Linked DNA regions of Homo sapiens: region 2 is linked to region 1. Evidence: chromatin loops called from intact Hi-C (ENCODE). Cell type or tissue: endothelial cell of umbilical vein. All regions are shown on one strand. Each heading gives the region's core, and the rest is flanking DNA. Links, peaks and the distances in the headings are about the cores only. Region 1 has its middle 46 kb from the start of SH3BP5. Region 2 overlaps SH3BP5 (SH3 domain binding protein 5).

Region 1 (12,048 bases), core at 2,323-10,322:
AAGTTTCAATTACTCCAATTATTTCACCTATTTTGAGTTGTTGCTGACTCCAGAAGATTCTGTTAAACTATGTCACTGAAGAGCTAATCCCAGAATAGTTTCAGAGCTGGACTATGCTTAACAACTATGTGATTCAATCACAGTATTTTACACATGGAGAAACTGAGGCCCAGAGAGGCACATCATTCACCTATGCAGAGTGGAAAGGTTAAGATTAGAACCAGGGTGTCTGGGCATCCAATCAGGAATAGAAGGTATGTCATCCCTTTGTTACTACCACACCTCCTGCACTACAATAATTCAAGCACAGTCACTGGATGTGAACGATGTGCAGACGTGGTGCTTACCTGGCACTCAAGGTTTTCTATATTCAGATCATTTTGTGATGTTCACAGCTTTTCTCCGTGACCCTGGGGGAAAGTGATGCTATTAAAAAACCAATGATTGTAGGAAGCTTCTGGAACCCCCACTGGGCTGGAGGGACAAAAAGGAGAGAATAGTTTTTACCCAGAGCCCATGAGCATGAGCTTACTCACAACGAATGCATCTGTAGTGTTGCTGATGCTGCCACTACCACGACAATCACTGCCTTTCTCATTGGGCAGGCAGCCAAGAGCCCACCTGTTCATGCTATTGAAACAGCCACCAGAGCCATTGGGGCCCTTACTTACCCAGAGCCACCCCTGCTGCCCTCGCCCCAGTACCCTACCATTGCAAGGCCCACAATTGCCTACTATACCTACTGATAAATGTCATAAACAGAAAAAAATGGCCTCTCCCTCCCACCTTCCAACCAACTTCACATAAATGCCTCCCACTAGCAGAACCTACCTGGCAAGGAACCCAGCTGACAAGGAAGTTCGGGAAATGCAGTTTCCAGGCTTCTAGCCCCTGAGATATAGGGGAGAATGTGGGCCAGGTGTGATGACTCACGTCTGTAATCTTAGCACTTTGGGAGGCCAAGGTGGGAGGATCGCCTTGAGCCTAGGAGTTTGAGACCAGCCAGGCCAACACAGTGAGACCCCATCTCCAAAAAAAATAACAGAATGTGGAAAGGCAGGAATAGCCATAGACAATATCCGGGTATAGTTATTAGGAGGAAGTGAACAGGCAAGAATGTGGTACCTGAAGGTCAAGTTTTAGAATTCAGACATGTCCCACCAACAATAATCAGCAGTGCTGGGGGGGTGTCACAAATTCCATCTGGAGGAGCCCTTTTTCTCTGGTCTTCCCAACAAAACTAGCCCAGAGGAGAATCTCATCTCCTGCCTCAGAGGAACAGCTGAACGAAGCTGAGCACCCCCTCTGGGAGGTCAGAAAGTCTTCTGTTCAGGCAGAGAAGCCTAGAAACCAGAGGCTCCCATTCCACTCTCAGGTCAGGAGCTGTATTAGTCAGCTGGAGCTGCCATAACAAAATGCCATGGCCTAGGTGGCTTTAACAACAGAAATTTGTTTTCTCACACTTCTGGAGGCTGGAAATCCAAGAGGAAGGCAGGTTTGGCTTCTCCTGAGGCCCTCTCCATGACCTGCACACAGTCTCCTTCTGGCTTTGTCCTCGTTTGGCCTTTTCCCTGTGCATGTGCATCCCAGTGCATCTTCCTCTTTTATAAGAATGCCAGTCGTGGAGGATTAGGACTCCACCCTTATGCACTCATTTAATCTTAATTACCTCTTTAAAGGGCTCATCTCCAAATAGAGTCATGGGGGATGGGAGGTTAAGGCTTCAATTTATGAACAAGGGATACAATTCAGTCCATAACAGGAGCCCAGTTGATATCTCCAACTCTGAGAGTAAACAGAGGCCTTTTTTTTTTTTTTTTTTGAGAGTCTTGCTGTGTTGCCTAGGCTGGAGTGCAATGACATGATCTCGGTTCACTGCAACCTCTGCCTCTCGGATTTAAGAGATTCTCCTGCCTCAGCCTCCGGAGTAGCTGGGATTACAGGCACCTGCCACCAAGCCTGGCTAATTTTTATATTTTATTTTTAGTAGAGATGGGGTTTCACTGTGTTGGCCAGTCTGATTTTGAACTCCTGACCTCAAGTGATCTGCCTGCCTCGGCCCCCCAAAGTGTTGGGACTACAGGCGTGAGCCACTGCGCCTGGTCCAGAGACCTGACTTTTTTTTTTTTTTCCCAAGCCAAACTGTATCCAGCTTTATTAAAGATACTTTCCATAAACAATCATGGTATTTCAGGCAGGACGTGGGCAGACAATCGTTAACAGTATACAACAACTTTCAAACTCCCTTCTGCAATGGACTACCAAAAATCAGAAAGCCACTATAAACCCAATGAAGTCTTCATCTGGTGCTCTGAACAGGGAAAGTTTAGAGTGAGGGTTGACATTTCACATTTAGCATGTTGTTTAACAACTTTTCACAAGCCGACCCTGACTTTCAGTAAGTGAAAATGGCAGAATTTATCTGAAGATCCACAATCTAGAAATGGAACCACTGCTCTTTTGACAGGTGCCATCTCAGTGGCATCACTGGAAAGTCCAGATTGCCTGACACACTGGTAACCAACGACTAGGGGTCAGGTCCCAACAGATGTCTGGGCTTAAGGGAGTTAAGTCTATGCTGAAAGATGGAAAGGGAGAAGAAGAAATAAAAACAAATTTGTTTTTCCATACCACAAGGCTTTTGTGCCAAGGTGGCCATGTGTGTCAAAGTCAGGGAATCCCTCCTCCTGGGAGCCAAGAGGAAGTCTCTCAAAACTAGAAGGGAAAGGTGTTTTCTCCACATCGATCCAGCTTTGGAGACATTCTATTAGTGACATATGCCCCTTCCCCCCAAAACAATGAAGTGTTCTGTGTGCTAACAACATACCTTTAAAAAAAAAAAAGTAAAACAAAATTCTGCATCTTTATAAAACTTGATAAAAAATAGTATTTCAAGGCCGGTTGCAGTGGCTCACGCCTGTAATCCCAGCACTTTGGGAGGCCGAGCGGAGCAGATCGCGAGGTCAGGAGATGGAGACCATCCTGGCTAACACGGTGAAACCCTGTCTCTACTAAAAATACAAAAAATTAGCCGGGCATGGTGGCGGGCGCCTGTGGTCCCAGCTACTCCGGAGGCTGAGGCAGGAGAATGGCGTGAACCCGGGAGGCGGAGCTTGCAGTGAGCCGAGATCGCGCCACTGCACTCCAGCCTGGGCGACAGAGCGAGACTCCGTCTCAAAAAAAAAAAAAAAAAAATTGTATTTCAAACTGTACAGTCACCAGAAGTACACAGCTATCAAAAATGCACACACTTCACTTGGCATCTCCAGCACCTTCAGCTTTCTGTGACTGGTCTGTTTTGGCATCTCCATTTTCTGCAGGGTTATTCCCCTCCTTGCCAGCATCAGCCTTTCCCTTTTTCCCTTTGGGTACCTTCTCTCCCTTCTTTGCAGAGGCCTTTTTAGGCTTGGGCTCTGGCTTTGGAGGAGCAGGTTTAGCAGACAACCTAGCGGATCTTCTCTGCGGTTCGTCCTTCACCTTGGCTTTATCTCCTTTAGCATCTCCTTCAGCCTTTCTCTTGGGCATGGTGGCCGCGGCGATGGCGACGGCGGCGGGACGTAGGTGCTGGACGCGGGACACAGCGGCGCACGGGCTTTGGTCGGTCCGGGGGTCGTTCTCACCTCTTCTTCATACTGCTCCGATATCTGACTTTTTAAAGCCCTGGTCAGGAATATGCTGAGTCACCCCTGACTCCCACCTCTAGTTGTAACTTACATTGGTTTGTTCTTCCATTTACTTATATCACAAGTATTTATTGAGTTCCAATTATGTGCCCGGCACTATATCAGTACTGGGGACATGGATGTTGACATTGGACAGGTGACTGCAGTGCCATATGACAGAGGCATGCTCACAGCGCTTATGGTCAGGCTGTTGGTGGGATGCCCTGCAAGCAAAGACACCAGACAAGGCTTTCTAGAGGACATGCGATGGGAACCCAGTTCTGAAATACAAGGCAGAATTATCTGGTTGGGGAGTGGATTTGTTTAATCAGTGGGTCCCTATTTGCCTAGACTTGTACAGGAGAGGAAGGTAGAGTTTATATAAAACTTTTCTACTCCAGGTGTGGCCCACAGATCAGGAGTACTGGAATCAGCTGGGAGCTTCTCAGATAGACTCACTCTCAGAGTCCATCCCAGGCTTACTGAATCAAAAGCTACAGTTTAACAAGCTCCCCAGGGCACAGGTGAACATTAAAATTTGGGAAACACTGATGCGGTGCAATCCCATTGCTTCACAGATGGACAAACCAAGACCCAGAGAACAAGTGATTCTTTTAAGATAATACAGATAACACAGCATTAACAGGAAAGAAAGAAAAGTCTTAAATCTAAATTCAACACTCCCCTTCAGTCCGATGGATTGACACATTTCCCAGTCCACCTACAACTTTCACATCACATTATGATGCCAGATCTTTCTACCAACAAGCCCTTTGGCTATGCCTAGAGGACTCATTATTAGCTCTCACTGATCAGGTGAGAACATGGGGGCCCCAAAAACGGACCTCTATTGACACTGTTTCTGATTTGGGAGCGTTTGGGCTGCTTTGTGGGTGTCTTTTATATTCTTCATTTATTTACTTAAATGGCAGACATTGCTAATTGTTTGGGTCAGGGAATATCAAGCCTTGAGCCTGGTTTAAGGTGCTTTGAGACCCTTACACCCCTAGACACCTCACAGAAGCAAATGTAGAGACTTTCTGAAGGAAAGGGCCTTCAACATAGGCCTCATATCATTTCTACACATAGTTTTTCAAATGCAGTGTCCAGGCTGGGCACAGTGGCTCACGCCTATAATCCCAGCACTTTGGTAGGCTGAAGTGGATCACCTGAGGTCAGGAGTTTGAGACCAGCCTGGCCAACATGGTGAAACCCCATCTCTACTAAAAATACAAAAAATTAGCCAGGTGTGGTGGTGGGCGTCTGTAGTTCCAGCTACTCAGGAGGCTGAGGTGGGAGAATAGCTTGAACCCAGGAGGCAGAGTTTGCAGTGAGCTGAGATCATGCCATTGCACTCTAGTCTGGGTGACAAAAGGAGACTTTCAAACAAAACAAAACAAAAAAACCCAAAAGCAGTGTCCAGCACACAGTCGTAGATAACTCATAGAGTACAAGACTGGCAATTGGCAGGAAAAAAAGACAAATAATAGAAACAGATCTGCAAAGAGTTCAAATATTGAATTATCAGATGTAGACTTTTTAAACAAATAGCTGAATTTATTTTATTTCATTTTATTTTTCTTTTTAGATTAGGATTAACCTTGTGGAGCAGAGATAACTCATAGGCAGTACACACACAGTCAGCCTGAATTTTTTTTAAGGCAAACTTGTTGATATATTCAATGAATTGGAAACTACGAAAATCAATGTAGTCAATTTTTTTTTTTTTTTTTTTTTATCTGAGACAGAGTCTCGCTCTGTCACTCTGGCTGGAATGCAGTGGCGCGATCTTGGCTCACTGCAACCTCTGCCTCTCGAGTTCAAGTGATTCTCCTGCCTCAGCCTGCTGAGTATCTGGGATTACAGGCACATGCCACCATGCCTGGCTAATTTTTGTATTTTTAGTAGAGACAGGGTTTCACCATATTGGTCAGGCTGGTCTCAAACTCCTGACCTCGTAATCTGCCCGCCTCAGCATCCCAAAGTGCTGGGATTACAGGCGTGAGCCACCGCACCAGCCTATGTAGTCTATTTTTAAAAGAACCAAATAGAACTTCTAGGGAAAAATGTAATAACAAACATATATGCATGTGTAAATATATATATAAATGCCTACATGCTAAGTTCAGCAGATAGGTTTAATGACAAAAACTATAAAACTGAAGAGGGAAGTAGGGAATTGGGAGACAGGACTGGAGAACGTGATTCTGCTGCTGGACGGCGAGCCCCACAATTGGGGCTTAGCCCTGAAGAGTTCTCAGCTTCATCCAGGAAAGAATTCAAGGACAAGCCTGTGGTGTTAAATAGCAATCTTATTTGAATAGCACCTCTCCCTACAGAGCAGGGGTAACTCACAGGCAATGAACCCAGAGTCTGCAACGTATGGGCTGTTGGCAACTCTATCTACTTGTACCCACTTTCAATTACTTGTATATTAAGGGGCAAGCTGATGCAAATTGAGGGCCAAGTTATTTAGAAAGATCTAGTAAGTTACTACTCCTTTCCATGGCAATGACCCACAAAATTTGTCGTCATGGAAAGAGGCAGTAACTTCCGGGTCGTTGCCATGGCATTTGTAAACTGTCATGGCGCTGGCGGGCGTGTCCTATGCTAATGAGCAATGAGGGCGGCTAGGGATTGCTTTTGTCGCCATCTGCTGGTTTCCACCGGTTTCTTCACTTCATCCTGTGTGGACCATCTTTTGGTCAGCAGGACTGTGACCAGAAGACAAGTCCTGCCAGTCTCCTACCTCATTTCCAAGAGACAAAAAGATAGGATGTGCAGCGGAATAGAAAAAAGACTTAGAAAACATATTTTAAACATCTAATGAACATGTTGTCAGACACCCAGAAGGAGGAGTGAGAGAATGGGCAGTGACAAAATTGAAGATGGAGTGGCTGGAAAGAGGACCTTCACAGCACCACCCACGAGTAAGGGGCTGCTGTAAAGAGACAGAGGTGGTCGCCATGCTCCTGCAGCCCAGTGGGTTCCTTTTTGGAATCAGAGAATCAAAATAAAAGGGCCGAATTCCACCTCCAGTCTCATTCTTGGCTTCGATATTTCCCCTCCAGATGTCTTTTTATGTCTTTTTCATCTATTTCCAGTAGGTCCTTATTCTGTGTGAAAAAATTAAAAATCCGGTGTTTATTTTGGATTTCACAGACACAGCAGGCACAGTCCCTAGACAAAAATACATAACTCAGTGCTCAAGAAAGAGTTTTGTGTTTCCTGGTGCTGTGCATGTTAGAGGCACCTGGGACAGGGAGCAGATCTCTCTGGAGTCTGAGTGGCAGGTCTGCTGCCTGCAAATGTGTGGTCTGTGCACCATACGAAGGTGCCTGCTAAGAGGACAGGGTCCTGAATTCCAGCCGTGGCTCTGCTTGACAAGCTGTGTGCTCCAGCTAGGGCCTAACAGAAGGCTGCCTTCTACCAAAGGTGTTACACCAAGCTATGAGGCCTGCATTTGCCCAGAGCAGGCCCTTTTTCTGTTTTGCACAAAAGCACTCATTGATTAATGGTGTTCCACCCAACTGTCCACTGGAGAAGTATCTAACAAGAGACAAATCCATTCTCAGGTACTTCGCAAAGGCCAACCAAGGCTATGTAATGGTGTGTGTGGGGTACAGCATGGTTGTAGGGTGGCCAACTGTGGGAACCCCACACTGAGGAGTTCCCTGCCATGTGTGGCTGCTATGCTAAAGTCAAGACAGTGTCAGCAAACCCAGATGGTTGGTCATCTTACTCTTGGAGCTCCCTCAAGTTTGGGCAGCTTTTGACTGTCACTACAGAAAGGACTGAATTATTGGTGTTGCCCTTTCCCTTCCCCTGTTGTTCCCTTGCCTTGTGCTGACACTTACGTTTGTAGGGCACAGACCATGTCGCAGCAGGAGGAATTCTCCCCATACAAACTTCTATCTCTGACCTTCTGGTTGTTATACAGAAAAGTACTCATATTTTATGGCCAGGTGTGGCAGCTCATGCTTTTAATCCCAGCACTTTGGGAGGCTGAGGCAGGTGGCTCACTTGAAGCCAAGAGTTCTTTTTTTTTTTTTTTTTTTTTTGAGACAGTCTCATTCTGTCACCCAGTGGAGTACAGTGGCACAATCTTGGCTCACTGCAACCTCCACCTCCTGGTCAAGTGATTCTCCTGCCTCAGCCTCCCAAGTAGCTGGGACTAGAGGGATGGGCCACCATGCCTGGCTAATTTTTGTATTTTTAGTAGAGACGGGGTTTTGACATGTTGGTCTGGAACTCCTGAACTCAGGTGATCAACCTGCATCGGCCTCCCAAAGTGCTGGGATTACAGGCGGAAGCCACCATGCCCAACCAGCCTGGGCAACATAATGAGACCCCATCTTACAAAAAGTAGTAAAAATTAGCTGGTGTGTGCTTGTAGCCCTAGCTACTCAGGAGACTGAGGTGGGACAATTTCTTGAGCCCAGCAGTCAAGGCTGCAGTGTGCTATGATTGCACCACTGAAATCCAGCCTGAGTGCTAGAGCAAGACCCTGTCTCTGTAACAACAACAACAAAAAACTAAATGAAAATATTTTAGGCCAGGCGCGGTGGCTCACCCATGTAATCCCAGCACTTTGGGAGGCCGAGGGGGAGTGGATCACGTGAGATCAGGAGTTCAAGACCTCGCCAGTATGGTGAGATCCCCGTCTCTACTAAAAATACAAAAATTAGCTGGGCGTGGCGATGCGTGCCTGTAGTCCCAGCTACTCGGGAGGCTGAGGCAGGAGAATCGCTTGAACCCGGCGGGGCAGAGGTTGCAATGAGCCGAGATCACGCCACCGCATTCCAGCCTGGGGGACACAGTGAGACTCTGTCTTGGAAAAAAAAAAAAGAAAATATTTTATGGTACTGAATTTCTTGCCAGTGTATTTTTCTGTACATATTTTTATATAGTTCAGAACAGATTGTATAATTTTATATCTAGCTTTTTTAAACTTAACATTATAATGTGAACATTCTATTAAAATGTTGAAAACTTTTTTTCTTAGACACAATGTTCATTGACTATATTCTGTTCCATCATATGGCTATATCTTAGCTTGACCCCCCTACCAGTCATCTAGACTGGGGCAACAAACTTTTCCTTAAAGGTCCAGATAGCCAGGCGCGGTGGCTCACACCTGTAATCCCAGCACTTTGGGAGACCGACGCAGGATGATCACTTTGAGTCCAGGAGTTTGAGACGAGCCTGGGCAACATAGCAACACCCCGTTTCTCTAAAAAAAAAAAAAAAAAAAAAGAAAACAAAAACAAGATCCAGATAGTAAATATTTTAGGCTTTATTGGCCAGATAGTCTCTGCCCTTGTAGCATGAAAGGAGCCATAAGCCATAAACAATACATATACGGGTGTGGCTGTATTTAACACAACTTTACCAGAATAAAAGGAGGACTAGATGATTCTCTGGGTCATGTAACAGAGTCCAAAGAGTGTACTACTCACTGCATGACATTTAATAAGTCAAGAGACAAGGGGTTGAGGCAAGGAAAGTGACTTTTATTCAGAGAGCCAGCAAACCAAGAAAATGGAAGAGTAGTGTCCTGAAGAACCATTTTTAAGTCAATACAAATTTCAGGCTCCTTTTACGTGAGAGGAAGGGGGAAGAGGGAGGGAGTTGAGGTCAAGAAGTGGCCAGTGATCACATCTGGGTGGTGGCAAGGGTCCAAGGAGGTGGTGAAACTTTGTCCTTGGTCAGGTCACAGTGCTCTTATAAATCTTTAACATAACATTATTACTTGCATACATCCTCCTTATCTCCTCAGGGGTTAGTTTTGGGGGAGGCACTATTACCATCCTTGCTCTAAACTATAAACTAAATTCCTTCTATAGTTAGCTTGGCCTATGTGCAGAGATAAGCAAAAGCAGTTAACCTAAAAGATACAGGTTATCGCTGCAGGGGGGTTAGGAGCAAAATGGAGTTAGTCACGCTAGGCCTCCTTGTCACTGTTATAGCCATAGCTTGTGGATCTCTGGTTTAGACTATTTATAATGTTTGGTACTATAAATAATGCAGCTAATGAATATCTTTGTGAAGAAGTCCTTGAATATGTCAGATTATCTCTTAGGAAACAATCCTACAAATTGAGTTACTAGAACAAAAAAAAAGTATGGCTATTTTTAAGGTCCTTGATCCATAATATGGGATACAAGTCGAAGTAGCTTTCTGAATAGCCACCTAACCTTAACTCAGCATCATTCTTGGACCCTGCCCATGTCCCTGGGAATCCCTGGAACTAACATTTCTTTGGTTCTTTTTTTTTTTTTTTTAAGAGTCGGGGTCTCACTCTGCTGCCCAGGCTGGAGAACAGTGGCACAATCATGGCTCACTGCAACCTTGAATTCCTGGCCTCAAATTATACTCCCTCTCACCCTCCCGAAGTGCTGGGATTATAGGCATGAGCATCTGTGCCCGGCCACTTTTCATTAGTCCTAAGCACACACCACCAAGTTCAGTTTTCCTGAGATGCCTCCATTCTCCAGATCATTCAGCCCCTTTACAGTGGACAATTATGCTTATCTATTTCTGCTTAAATCATCTATCTATGTGCTACCTTTTCCTTCCCAACCCAATTGTTTAAAGATGACAGACTAGACCAGGCACCATGGCTCATGCCTGTAATCCCAGCACTTTGGGAGGCAGAGGCAGGAGGATCTCGAACCCAGGAGTTTGAGACCAGCCTGGGCAATATAAGGAGACTCTGTCTTTACAAAAATAAAATTAGCCACACATGCTGGCACACACCTTCAGTCCCAGCTACTTGGAGGCTGAGGTAGGAGGATTGCTTGGGCCTGGGAGGCAGAGGTTGCAATGAGTCATGATCAGGCCACTGCACTCCAGCCTGGCAACAGAGGGAGACTTGCTTCAAAAAAAAAAAAAAAAAAAAGACAGACTAAGCATGTGTACCTAGTTAGGATCCTTCTGGAAACCCCACGAAAATGACAGCAAAAGGATATTTTTATCACATAAACCCCATACAACTGATTAAATTTGGGAGAACATTAGAAACAAGGACATTCTATCATTTGCAACAACATGGGTGAACCTGGAAGATATTATGCTAAGTGAAATAAGCCAGATTCAGAAAGACAAATACCACATGATTTCACTTATACGTGGAATTTTAAAAAGTTGAACTCACAGCAGCAGAAAGTAGAATGGTGGTTACCAGAGGCTGGGGGAGGAGAGGAGTAGGGGAGATGTTGACCAAAGGGCACACATTTCAGTTAGCCAGGGGGAATACGTTTTTGAGATCTACTGTACATGGTGACCATAGTCAATAATAATGTATACTTTGAAGGAGCATCTGGAATTTTACCCCCAGATATGGCTCCCTGGTATAATGAGTATTTTGAATTAAATGTCCTTAGCAATCAACAGATGCTAGAAGAAACCTTTTCCCTATCTACATAAAGACCTAAGGGATCCACCAAGGAAAACAATTACTAAGTTTTTATTCCATTTCTCCTATTAATCTGCATTTGGTGAGTGATTTTTTAGTTATTCTTCAGAGGGCAAAGGGGAAGTTTGTTCCTGGCCCCTACAGTTTCAAAATTGTAAAAATAATAACAATAATGAATTTTTTAAATTACACATTTATTTTTACTTTTTTTTTTTTTTATTAGAGACAGGGTATTGCTATGTTGCCCAGGCTGGTGTCTGGAACCCCTGAATTCCTGGGCTCAAGCAATCTTCCTGCCTTGGCCTCTCAAAGTGTTGGAATTACAGGTGTGAGCCACCATGCTTGGCCAAGAATAGATTTTACATGTTCTCAATACAAAGAAAAAGAAGTATGTGAGGAGTGTGATATGCTAATTAGCTTCATATAATCATTCCACAATGTATACATCTATTACTATCAAAACATCATATTTATCCCATATATATATTATTTGTCAATTAAAAATGTAAATTTTCATTTAAAATTTTGAAGGGCTAGAAAACAGGATAAATAGCAACTGACTTAGCAGGCTTGTGAAGCTGAGTCTTAAGCCAGCAGGGATGAAAGTCAAGAAGCAACTCAACTTGCATTGAGACTCCCATAGAGTTTTGTGACCAGGCTTTGGTAGTACCAGCTACGTCTAGTATAAGTGGGGGTGTGTATAAGACTGAATACAGGAGAATTGGTTGGAAGTCAGTAAGAAGAAGTTAGAACCCTAAATCTCTCCTGCAAGTCCACACAGCCAGACTGTACATCCCCCACCCCAGAATAAGACTGTAAGTTGAAAACAAAAGGTCTCTGGATAAAGGGTTACCAGGCAAAATTAGGGTTGAGGTACTATACTGAAAACAATATCATACTGGAAGATTATTTTCTGTGGTTCATATAATACAAAAGCACAGCCAGATATCCTACAAAGAATCCCAGGTT
Region 2 (10,836 bases), core at 2,112-10,111, 77 kb before region 1:
CCAACAAGAAGCCACCCTGCCTTCTTGTTTTGGCTCTCATACTGTACACAAGTGTCCTTTCCTCGGTCCTTTTAGTGCTGTGTTTTTGACATTTTTGTGCTTTTTGTTGATGATTTTTCTCTATAAATTGGCCTCCAAGTATAGCAATTAAGTGCTTTCTAGTGCTCCTAAGTACAAGAAGGCTGTGATGCGCCTTATGGAGAAAATGCTTGCGTTAGATGAGCTTCGTTCAGGCAGAAGTTATACCACTGTTGGCTGTGAGTTCAGTGTTAATGAGTCAACAAAACGACACATGCAGAAAAAGGAAGAGGAAATTTGCCAATCTGAACATGAGTTCACTCAAGTAAGTGCTAAAGTAACATCCGCTGTGCATGACGAAGCTATGGAAAAGATGAAAACATGGCTGGATTTGTGGATTATCTGGCACTAAGCCTGAGAGGTCATGACAGATTAAAAAAGCAGAGTGGACAGCATCATCATGAGGCTAAGAGCCAAAGAAGTTTATAGTCACATCACCCAGAGTCAGGAGAACATTCAACCCTTTGCAGCTAGTGTTTTATTATCAAGAAATATTGCATATAATTGATTGTAAGAAACACACTAAATAAGGGGTCTTTAAACAGAAACACACATATAACAAGGTTATGTATTGATCAGCTGACAAAAATGTTGTGACCAGAGGCTCTCAGGAACCTAACCTCTATTTCCCCTAGGAGCAAAGCCTTGGTACTTGCTAATTCAGTGTCTGTGGCAACTTTATAGAATATGACTACCACAGATAATGAGAACTGATTGTATTTACCTCTGCCATAACACCACCTTCAAGAAGATGGGGCTCCTGGAGGATACAGACCAACTGTATACTCCACAGTGGCCACTGCAGACAAAGGGGAGATGCTTTTCTTTGCCAATCCCCTGACCTGCTATAATCCTCCCACAGTCTCACTCCATACCTCAAATGGGGAAATCATATACACACACACACACACACACACACACACCCCTATCCAGGTCAGTAACAAAGATTCTACTTTTGCTCAAAACAGCCCATCCCACACCCTTTTATAAGACTGCCATGAGGGGAATGTCAGCTCCACAAGGACAGGATCTCTGTTCTATGTTTGATAGGTCAACAAGTGGCTAGAACAATACCTGGCATATGGTAGGTGCTCAGTCAATAGCTACCGAAGAAAAGAAAATAATAAATTTTTTTAAATCCCCACACAGACATGTAAAGTAATAACCTACATTTGACATATCCTTGAGTTTATATCCTACCTTTGCAGAACATCAGCCTCTCATCCTCCACTTACGAAGTGTTTTTCCTTTTTTTTTTTTTTTTTGAGACAGGGTCTCACTCTTTCACCCAGACTAGAGCGCAGTGGTGCGATCACAGCTCCACGCAGCCTTGACTTCTCAGGCTCACGCAATCCTTCTACCTCAGCCTCCTAAGTAGCTAGGACCATAAGCAAGCACCACCATGTCTGGCTTCTTAAAAAAAAAAAAAAAAAAGAAATGGTGTCTCACCATGTTGCCCAGGGTGGTATTGAACTCCTGGGCTCAAGCAATCCTCCCACCTCAATCTCCCAAAATGCCAGGATTAGAGGCATGAGCCACCACTCCTGGCCATGGCAGGCTTTCTACAAACAAAATCAATGCCTAGAATTTCCCAACAAAGGATCACTATAATACTCTGTTCCTCTAGGATTAACATAATAGTTCAGGAGATTAATTGATATGCTCGACCCATTTCATTTCATTCAAAACACGATTCTCCATCCATTCAAGGCCCATGCCACACTATCCCTTTGGGCACAGAGTGCTTTTGATCAGTCAAAAGGTAAGTCAGCTACTCCCTCCCTCATCATTTTCGATCCTCCAGCACATTCTGCCCTCACAAATAACTCACTATGTACTCAACCTACCTGGGCTCACTCTTCCACCTGGCACAATCTCTCTATCTTCCATAGCCCCCTCCCAGCCAGGAGAGGCCTGTTTCCTCTTCTACCCACAGGTTCTTTGTGGTGGTGATCTTTTTTTTATTACAAGGCAGCAGATTCACCAGATACTCAACATTTGATAGAAAAATACATCTAGGATAATCTTACATTTATTGGATCCAAATGCTTTACATGTACTAATTCAATCGCTGTAGTAAATTGCAAAAGTAGCTAGAATAAGTTGCAGGTAGACTTTATCGTTCCCAATTCTTGAATTTGGACTGGCCCCATGACTGACTTTAGCCCGTAAGATGTTAATAAACATGAAACAAGCAGAGGCTTGAAAAGGGCTCACCCTTTTTGTTGCTGGAATCTCAACACTGTATGAAAATGACCAGGCTAGCCTGGTGAATGAAAGATACACGTGGCCTAGTCACCCCTGCTACCCTAGCTGACCACCAACCAACTGCTTGACAGATAAGGCCAAGGTCAGCCAGCCCCCAGCTAATCCATCAACTGACTGTATATGTGAGAGATCAGCTCTAAGCCTGAGATCAGAAAAACTGGCCAACAAAACCATGAGCTAAATAAATGTTTTAAGCCATTAAGTTTTAGGGTGGTTGGCTTCATAGCAAAAGCTAACTGATATACAACTTTTCTTTTTCTTTTTTTTTTTTTTTTTTAAAGAGCCAAGGTCTCACCCTGTCCTCCAGGATGGAATGCAGTAGCACAATCATAACTCACTGCACTCTGGAACTCCTGGGCTCAAGCAATCCTCCTGCCTCTGCCTCCTGAGTAGCTGGGACCACAGGCATGCACCATCATGCCTGGCTACTTTTTGTAGAGACTGGGTCTCACTACATTGCCTAGGCTGGCCTCGAACTCTTGGCTTCAAGCAGTCCTCCCGCCTTGGCCTCCCAAAGTGCTGGGATTACAGGCCTGAGATCCCTCAATTAGCCAACTCCATTTTATGGATGAAAAAAAATGAGGCACAGAGATTAGGTAACCTGCCAAAGGTCCCACAGCTTTTAAGAGGTGAGCCTACAAGTCACTCTACAAGTTTCAAATGTTTTCCCACTCATCTCCTTTCCTAAAGGAGGTTATATGTAAGACATGGCCTTATATAGCCCCACAGACACAAAACAGGCAACTTTCAGCACTAAATAATCCGCACTATTTTGCATTTGTGCTGCCCATCAAGTTTGCAAAGTGCTCTGCTCTCTTCTGACGCATTCCAACCATTCAAAAATAACAAGGGTTGCCCAATGTCCATGGATGAATGGATAAATAAAACGTGGTATATACATTCAGTGAAAGGAAATTCTGACACATGCTATAACATGGATGAATGTTGAGGACATTATGCTAAGTGAAATAAGCCAGTAACGAAATGACAAATATTGTATGATTCCTCAGTACTTATATGAGGTACCTAGGGTAGTCAAATTCATAGAAATAGAAAACAGAAGTGATGGTTGCCTGAGCTTGGGAGAGGGGAGGATTGGGGAGTTAGTGTTGAATGGGTACAGTTTCAGTCTGGGAAGATGCAAGGGTTCTAGAGATGGATGGTGGTAAGAGTTGCACAGCAAGTGAATGTGCATTCACAATGTGAATGCCTTAATGCCATCCTTAAAGAATGGTTAAAATGGGGGAGAGGCAAAAAAGAAAAAAAAGAATGGTAAAAATGGTACATTTTGTGTTGTATGTACCTTACCACAATTTTCTTAAAGAGGAGAAAAAGAAGGGTTGGGACTGATAGTGATAAAATGACAGGTCCAAAGCCACTGTTAGACCAGTCAGCACCCAGGGAGCCAGGTAAGCAAGATACACCCTGCTTTTCAGCGTCATTGATTCACATGGGCTCCGCCCTCATCAGACTGCTCCCCTACCATATGCTGAAGGCCAGATGGACTGGCAGATATGTCAAAGCAGCCTTAAAAACAAGCTTGGGCTCAAGGACAAAAACTCTCAAATCAAAGCCAGTGCCCTGCCCCCAACCTGGCACAGAAAACACACATCATGTTCTACCTCTGCTTGGCAGAAATTGGACTTGGTTTTCAAGATCACAGAACTGGATCTGACTCATTGGCTGAAAAATGAGCTCATATCAGGAAAAATAAAATCGATGCAAATTTTTAATGAACCAATACAATTTCCACCAGCTCAACAATTAGATTTTTTTTTTTTTTTTTTTTTTTTTTTTGAGTCAGGGTCTTGCTCTGTCACCCAGGCTGGAATACAAGAGAGACATCATGGCTCACTGCAGCCTTGAACTTCTGTGCTCAAGCAATCCTCCTGCTTCAGCCTCCTAAGGGCTAGGACCACAGGCACATATCACTACATCCAGCTAATTTTAAATTTTTTTTATTTCATATAGAGACAAGATCTCACCATGTTGCCCAGGCTGAAATTACAAATCTTTGTAAACTCTTCAAAGAAAATCAAGTGTGGGAGGTTTTTCCCTTTTAAGTACCCTCAACTGAGACACTGGATATTCCAGTGGATAGATAGACATGGATATTCCAGACACTGGAATAGACAGACATGGATATTCCAGACATAAAAAACCACCACTATGCTATCTTCTTTTTCTCCAAATGGCATACGTACTTTTATTTCAAAATATTCACAAAGTTAAGAAAAAGTACAGTACAAATAACTTTTTGCTCTCAACCATTTGAGTGAGTACCTGATGCTCCATCACCCCCCCAAATACTTTTTGTAGTTGTTATTTCCTACAAATAAGGACCTTCTCTCACATAATAATAATGTAACCATCAAAAGTGGAAAATGCATTGATACATGACTATCATGTAATTATCATTATTTCTTTTTTTTGAAAAAAATATGGGATATACATCAAATAGTAAGAGAAGGTACTAGGATTATTTTCTTCTGTCTATTTTCTAAATTTTCTACAATAAATTCTAATTTTTTAATGAAGCCGAAACCCAAGCTCATGCTGGGATTCCATTGTCAAACACATTATCTCACTTAAATCCTAAGGCCAACCTCATGAGATAGCCAGGGCTGTTCCCTTGACTGCCAGCATTTCATGAATGAGGATGCAGGGACTCTGGGGACGCAGTGCCTCCTGACTCAAACTAGAAGGAACTGCTATCTGAAGGAGTCTCTCAGGCACCATTTCCCTGCTGTACATAACCAGAGAGCTTTGTAAATATAAAAAGGAAGCGGGGGCGGGGGGACAAGAGGAAGAAAACAGGAAGTCCTACTTGGCAGCATCTGGAAGTGGACATCGCCCCCCTCACCATCAGGAAGGTGAGAGGAACATTCACACACAAACAAGCTCATCCATCTGGCCTGAGCAGCCCACCCTCCACAGAGATGAAATGTGACATCTGTGCCCTGCCTCAGCCTTTGAACATCCTTCCAGTTCCTTCGCTATTGACCAACAAGGTCCCTTGGGGTTGAGGGGTAGGAGTTAGATTAGGAATCTAACCTTTTCTACCCTGCTTCTTCCTGCCCACCTGCAAGAAGGAAGGAGATTACGGGGAGGGCTTGCAGGCATAAAGCCAGGCAGGATGCTCTCAACATTCATCTTGGGAGCTGCCCATTAAGAGTGACTCACTCATCCCCAGGACCTGGGCATCATCTGATTCGACCGATGACTCAGTGCCTTGCCCACAGGACTCAGTAATTGCCCTATTGTCCTCACTAGCCAAGAGAAGGGATGAAGAGATGGAGAGGAGCCACCATCCACTGCTTCCCAACAGACTAGGAGCCTCCCAGCCAGCTCCCTCCTACCTCTTTTCCCAACAAAGAAGATTTGGGGTGCAGAAGAGCAGGGAGTGGTGTGAAATCTGCTCCAGGATGTGTCACAGCCAGCTGGGGACCCAACTGCTAAACGGGATTTGAATGAACTCAACCCAGACGAGGCTGGATTTGCCAGTCATGCCACTCTCCATCTGCTTACCTAGCTACCAGGTGGGAAAGAGGCTGTGAGTAAAGGAGCAACGGAGAGGAAATGCTCATGACTTCAAGGGAGGGCAGGGGAGGAACCTCTGGTCTGTTGGTGGCTCCCCAACATCATTCACTAGTTTGTTCATTTATTGATTTATACAATATTTGAGCACCTTCTGTATGCTGGCATTGCAGATCCAGCAAGGAGCCAAACGAATGAAACTCTCTGCCCTTGCTGAGCTTCACTTACTGTAAACAAGTAAATTATAACAGGTCATATGGGGAGAAGCCCCACAGGGAAAAAGGAAAGCAAGGCATGGGGGCTGGGGCTGGCAGGGATGGTGGGCTGGGAGTTAACCATTTTAAATGTTAGCCTGAGAAGGCCTCATGGATAAAGGGATAGACATTTGAGCAGAAACCTGAAGATGAGGAAATCGGGCTATGAAAATACCAGGACATCGCCAAACAGAGGGACACCACCAAACAGAGGGAAAGGCAAGTCCAAAGACCTGAGGCAGGAGCACGTTTCACATCAGCACAGCCAAGGGAGTGACCTGAATCAGAGGACCAGCCTTGAGAAACCCCAACACAAAGCCCCCTAGAGCCATCTCTGCCCCCAAACCTGAGCTCAGGGACCAGACAAGGAAAACTTCAGGTAGAGAAGCCACTGCCGCGACTCCAGTGGGATGCTTCAACAGACCATCCTTCAATCACTCTGCAGCATGGGCACGTGGGCTGCTTTTAATAGATACGCGTGGGCTAAATGGCATCACAGAACCATAAATCCCAGTGTTAAAGACTTTCAGGAAAGGAGGTTTTCTGAATTCCTCGATATTTATCCAATGTTTAAATTAAATCCTCAGAAGCTTCTCCTCAAACCTAACCTGAACCCTCCATACTTCCGTTTCAGGTCAAGAATGATACAACCTTGGCCTACAGTGGGTAGGACACATCCTCAACTTGGGGGGCATCTCAAAGATTAATCCAACGTGGACACTTTGGAGGGGGAATGCCTCAGGGTGCTGGAATCTGTGGGAATTGGAAAGTGCTTTTTGGAGAAGGGTTTCTTCTCCCGGGAATTCTAGAGGCCTGGGCAGGGCCCAGCTGGAGATGGAAAAAGGGAGTGGCTGCTGCTCAGGGCTTGTGCAGACCAACGAGCAATCAGAACTTTGAAGTATACAGCCCAATGCACCAGGCCAGGGAAGAAAGAAGGGTTTCAGGCAGCCACTCTGTCTAGGAATAAAGGCAACATATCTGGCAAGGTCCAACCAGGAACTTCAGCTCAGGGTTCAGAGCATAAAACCCAAACACACAGGTACGATCTTGGTAGAACTCCCAAAGCAGCAAGGGGCTCCCTTGAAGAGAAATGAGAGGTGCATGGAAATAGGAAAAAGAAGAGGAATGGTTAAGTCCTGGCCCTCATTCTCTATGGGTCTATCTTAATATATTCCTAGATTTCTGGGACTTAATTTCCAAAGGGTCCATCCTACTGATATCTCCCCCACAGTGCACAACACACTGTGCACATACACAGTAGGTGCTCAGAAACTTTGCATTGTTGTTGCTCTCTCATTTTTTCTTTCTTTTTTTTTTTTCTGAGACACATTTGTGCTCTGTCGCCCAGGCTGGAGTGCAGTGGCACGATCTCGGCTCACTGCAACCTCCACCTCCCAGGTTCAAGCGATTCTCATGCCTCTGCCTCCCTAGTGACTGGGATTACAGGCGCCCACCACCATACCCGGCTAATTTTTGTATGTTTAGAAGAGAGGGGTTTCAACATGTTGGCCAGGCTGGTCTCGAACTCCTGACCTCAAGTGATCTGCCCACCAAGTGATCGGCCTCCCAGAGTGCTGGGATTACAGGTGTGAGCCACCATGCCCAGCCTCACTAAACATCTTCTTACAAGTGGACACTTTTGAAGGCAGCATCTTCCATCATGTCATAAACACACCACAGGGACAGCACTGGGTCATTTGCTAGTGAACTACAATTTGGACCAACTGCTTAGATCTTCTTGGGAAATCTGAACTCTCATCTCAAGAGGCATCACAGGGTTGGTGATTCACATTAGCTCTCTAATCGGGAAGCCGAAGCAGGCTGAGGAAGGTGAATAAAGCCCCCAGCCCAGAGCCTGCCACACAGCAGGTACTAGTAACTGTTGAGGGCTCTTTACCTTCCCCATTCACAGGGCCTGGCTATCAGAGGCTGCAGGTGACACAAGTGGCACATCGCGTCACACAGCAGCCAAAGGAAGACCAACTCCTAAACCAGAACCCATTTCCACGCAGCCCCCAGCAATCGCCTGATCACAGTCCCCTCCGCCACTCCCCTTCTGGTCTCCGTTTCACTGCTTCTTATTTGGGCTCTCAGGACAAAGAACCAAAGTTTCAGCAGGACGATGGCCACGGAAGTCAGAATCCGCTAAGGAGTGTATAACAACTCACCTGCCAAATCTTAAAAAGGAAAAAAAAAAAAAGAAAAAGAAGAAGAACCGATGTTTCAAGAGAAGCAGAAGGCTAAACACTCCCAAGAGTGAGGCGAACGCGAGGCAGTAAGCGAATCTTCCTACTGCTGTCTGACAGGTTGTCATTAGGAGCGGAGGAGGAACACCCTCTGGACACGTCCCCTTAAGTGCACTCAGCACCAACTCAGGGAGAGCACCCACTTGCAGGGTCATCCAAATGCCAGCACTCACACCCTATTAATAGTGTCGAGCACTGGAATGAAGCAGATTGCGGGGCGGTGGGTCACTGCATTTAAGACATATTGGACTCGAGCTTCTAACCTTCAGCAGGTGATACAGTCAAAGGCACCCTTAAAACTGAGGGGTAGTGAGGCTCGAGGTAGGGGAGACATCTATGGGGCTATCTTACCTGCCTCGCCACCCTCCGTGCCTCCCAGTAGGGCTTGGAGTCTTCCACAGCTTTGCCAATTTTCTTCACCAGTTCATCCAGTTTCACCGTTGCTTCAACCAGAACAGAGCGGAACTTCTGACGAGCATCCTGCAGCCAGGGGAAACCGAGGAAACACAGTTGAGGCTTAAGAAGGGATCTGCAAACACCTACTGGACCTAGACAGAAACATCAACAAAGGACTTTACCCAACGTACAGACCCCTAAAGTAGCACCTTTACAAGACAGTGTCTAGAGCAGCACCGCCCAAAACAGCTTCCTGCCACGGCGGAAACGTCCTGTGCTCTGCACAGTGCAGTGTGGCGGCCACCAGCCACGTGTGGCTACTGAGCACTTAAAACTGGCCGGTGTGACTGAGGAAAGGAGTTTTTAGTTTATTTAATTTTAATCATCTCGGGTGTGGTAGCTCACGCCTGTAATCCCAGCACTTTGGGAGGCCGAGGCAGGCCCATCACTTGAGGTCAGGAGTTGGAGACCAGCCTGGCCAACATGGCAAAACCCCATCTCTACTAAAAATACAAAAATTAGCCAGGCGTGGTAGCAGGTACCTGCTGTCCCAGCCACTCAGGAGGCTGGGGCACAAGAATCTCTTGAACCCAGGAGACAGAGCTTGTGGTGAGCCAAGATCATGCCACTGCACTCCAGCCTGGGTGACAGAGCACGACTCTGTCTCAAAAAAAAAAAAAAAAAAAGCTTAGTAAGCAACAACAACGCAAAGTTTCTGAGCACCTACTGTGTATGTGCACAACATGCTGTGCACTGTGGGGGAGATATCGGTAGGATGGACCCTTTGGAAATTAAGCCCGTCTCTACTAAAAATACAAAAATTAGCCGGGCATAGTGGGGGACACCTGTAATCCCAGCTACTCAGGAGGCTGAGGCAGGACAATCATTTGAATCAGGAGGCAGAGGTTGCAGTGAGCCGAGATCGTGCCACTGCACTGCAGCCTGGGTGACAGAGTGAGACACTGTCTCAAAAAAAAAAAAAATTAATTCATTATATTTAAAATTTTTTAATTAACATGGCTAGCAACTACTATATTGCATAGCACGGTATAGATTAAAAAGCTTTGTCCAGGACCTCTGGACAGCATGTTGTCAAAGCTCAGGACTTTAATCAGAGACATAGATTCAACACTGACCAAACCTCTATCTGGGGAAGAATGTCCAGCCATCTCTGACAGCTTCAGTCCAAATGATGCTGTCAATGTTAAACACTGAGTGCAAATTTATTTATTTATTTACCACATGCCAGACCTGGTGCTGGGCCTTGGGCGTGGCCCTGTCTCCAGGGCACTTACAGCCTGGTGGGTGAGGTAGGTATTACAGCCCGTTCCAGAAAAGTCAGTGCCAGGGTGGGAATGGTCCAGTCGCCATGGAACTCAGCAGGGAAGAATGGCGCCAGACCATGTATTAGAGGGAGAGTCACAGGAAACTTCCAGAGGAGTACTATCTAAACAGAAGTCCAAAGCATGAATAGGAAATTGGGGGAGGGGAGGAAAATACTGAGTCCCAAGCAGGCAGCAGAGCCTGTGTCCAGATAAGAGGGGAATGGGAACAGCATGGTGTCTGCAAGAAACTGAAGGAGGCCGGAGGTCTGGAATGTGGAGAATGGCAAGAGATAAGGGTGGCCATCCATCCTGGCGACAGCAACTAGCAACTTGGACCTTGATAGGAGTTAGGAAGGCAAAGAAGGACTGTGCAAGGCTTAATCATGTTGTAAAAGTCAAGAAACCAGATCCAAGAGGTATAAGGAGAGAAAAAAAAAATTAAATAAGTTAGTCCCAGGTCTAGGAGGACCTATTGGAAGGGATCAGGTCAGTGATTCAAACCCCACATCCCCTCTACCTCTCCCTCAGGCATCTGCCTGACAAAGCCACACCTAGGGGAAGGAAGGACACATGCATGAGTTTAAAAAAAAAAGAGAAATGGCAGCCGGGCACCATGGCTCATGCCTGTAATCCCAGCACTTTGGGAGGCCGAGACGGGTGGATCATGAGGTCAGGAGATCGAGACCATCCTGGCTAACAAGGTGAAACCCCATCTCTACTAAAAATACAAAA

What was found. Hi-C counts contacts between places; a loop is a spot of excess contacts. Peaks named below come from ENCODE experiments on the same cell type or tissue, not always from the same donor. Only the 100,000 strongest peaks of a DNase experiment are listed, where the experiment ranks them.
Region 2: a loop joins it to region 1, with 6 times the contacts of the local background. A loop is called at or near these places in 8 of 110 quality-filtered maps.

The regions. Positions count from the first base shown.
Region 1 is chr3:15,372,121-15,384,168 of GRCh38, forward strand. It overlaps the pseudogene HMGN2P7 and a transcript of METTL6 not described here. Among named protein-coding and RNA genes, the nearest start is that of SH3BP5, 46 kb to the left of the region's middle. RefSeq lists an enhancer at 6,378-6,577. In endothelial cell of umbilical vein, for the core only: a CTCF peak has its summit at 6,318 (motif pointing left); a DNase peak (open chromatin) is centred at 6,251; H3K27ac peaks cover 509 bases.
Region 2 is chr3:15,295,369-15,306,204 of GRCh38, forward strand. SH3BP5 (SH3 domain binding protein 5) reads right to left here. Exons shown (of 9, transcript NM_004844.5): 3 at 8,735-8,863. Among named protein-coding and RNA genes, the nearest start is that of SH3BP5, 32 kb to the right of the region's middle. In endothelial cell of umbilical vein, for the core only: a CTCF peak has its summit at 10,076; a DNase peak (open chromatin) is centred at 5,493; H3K27ac peaks cover 2,503 bases.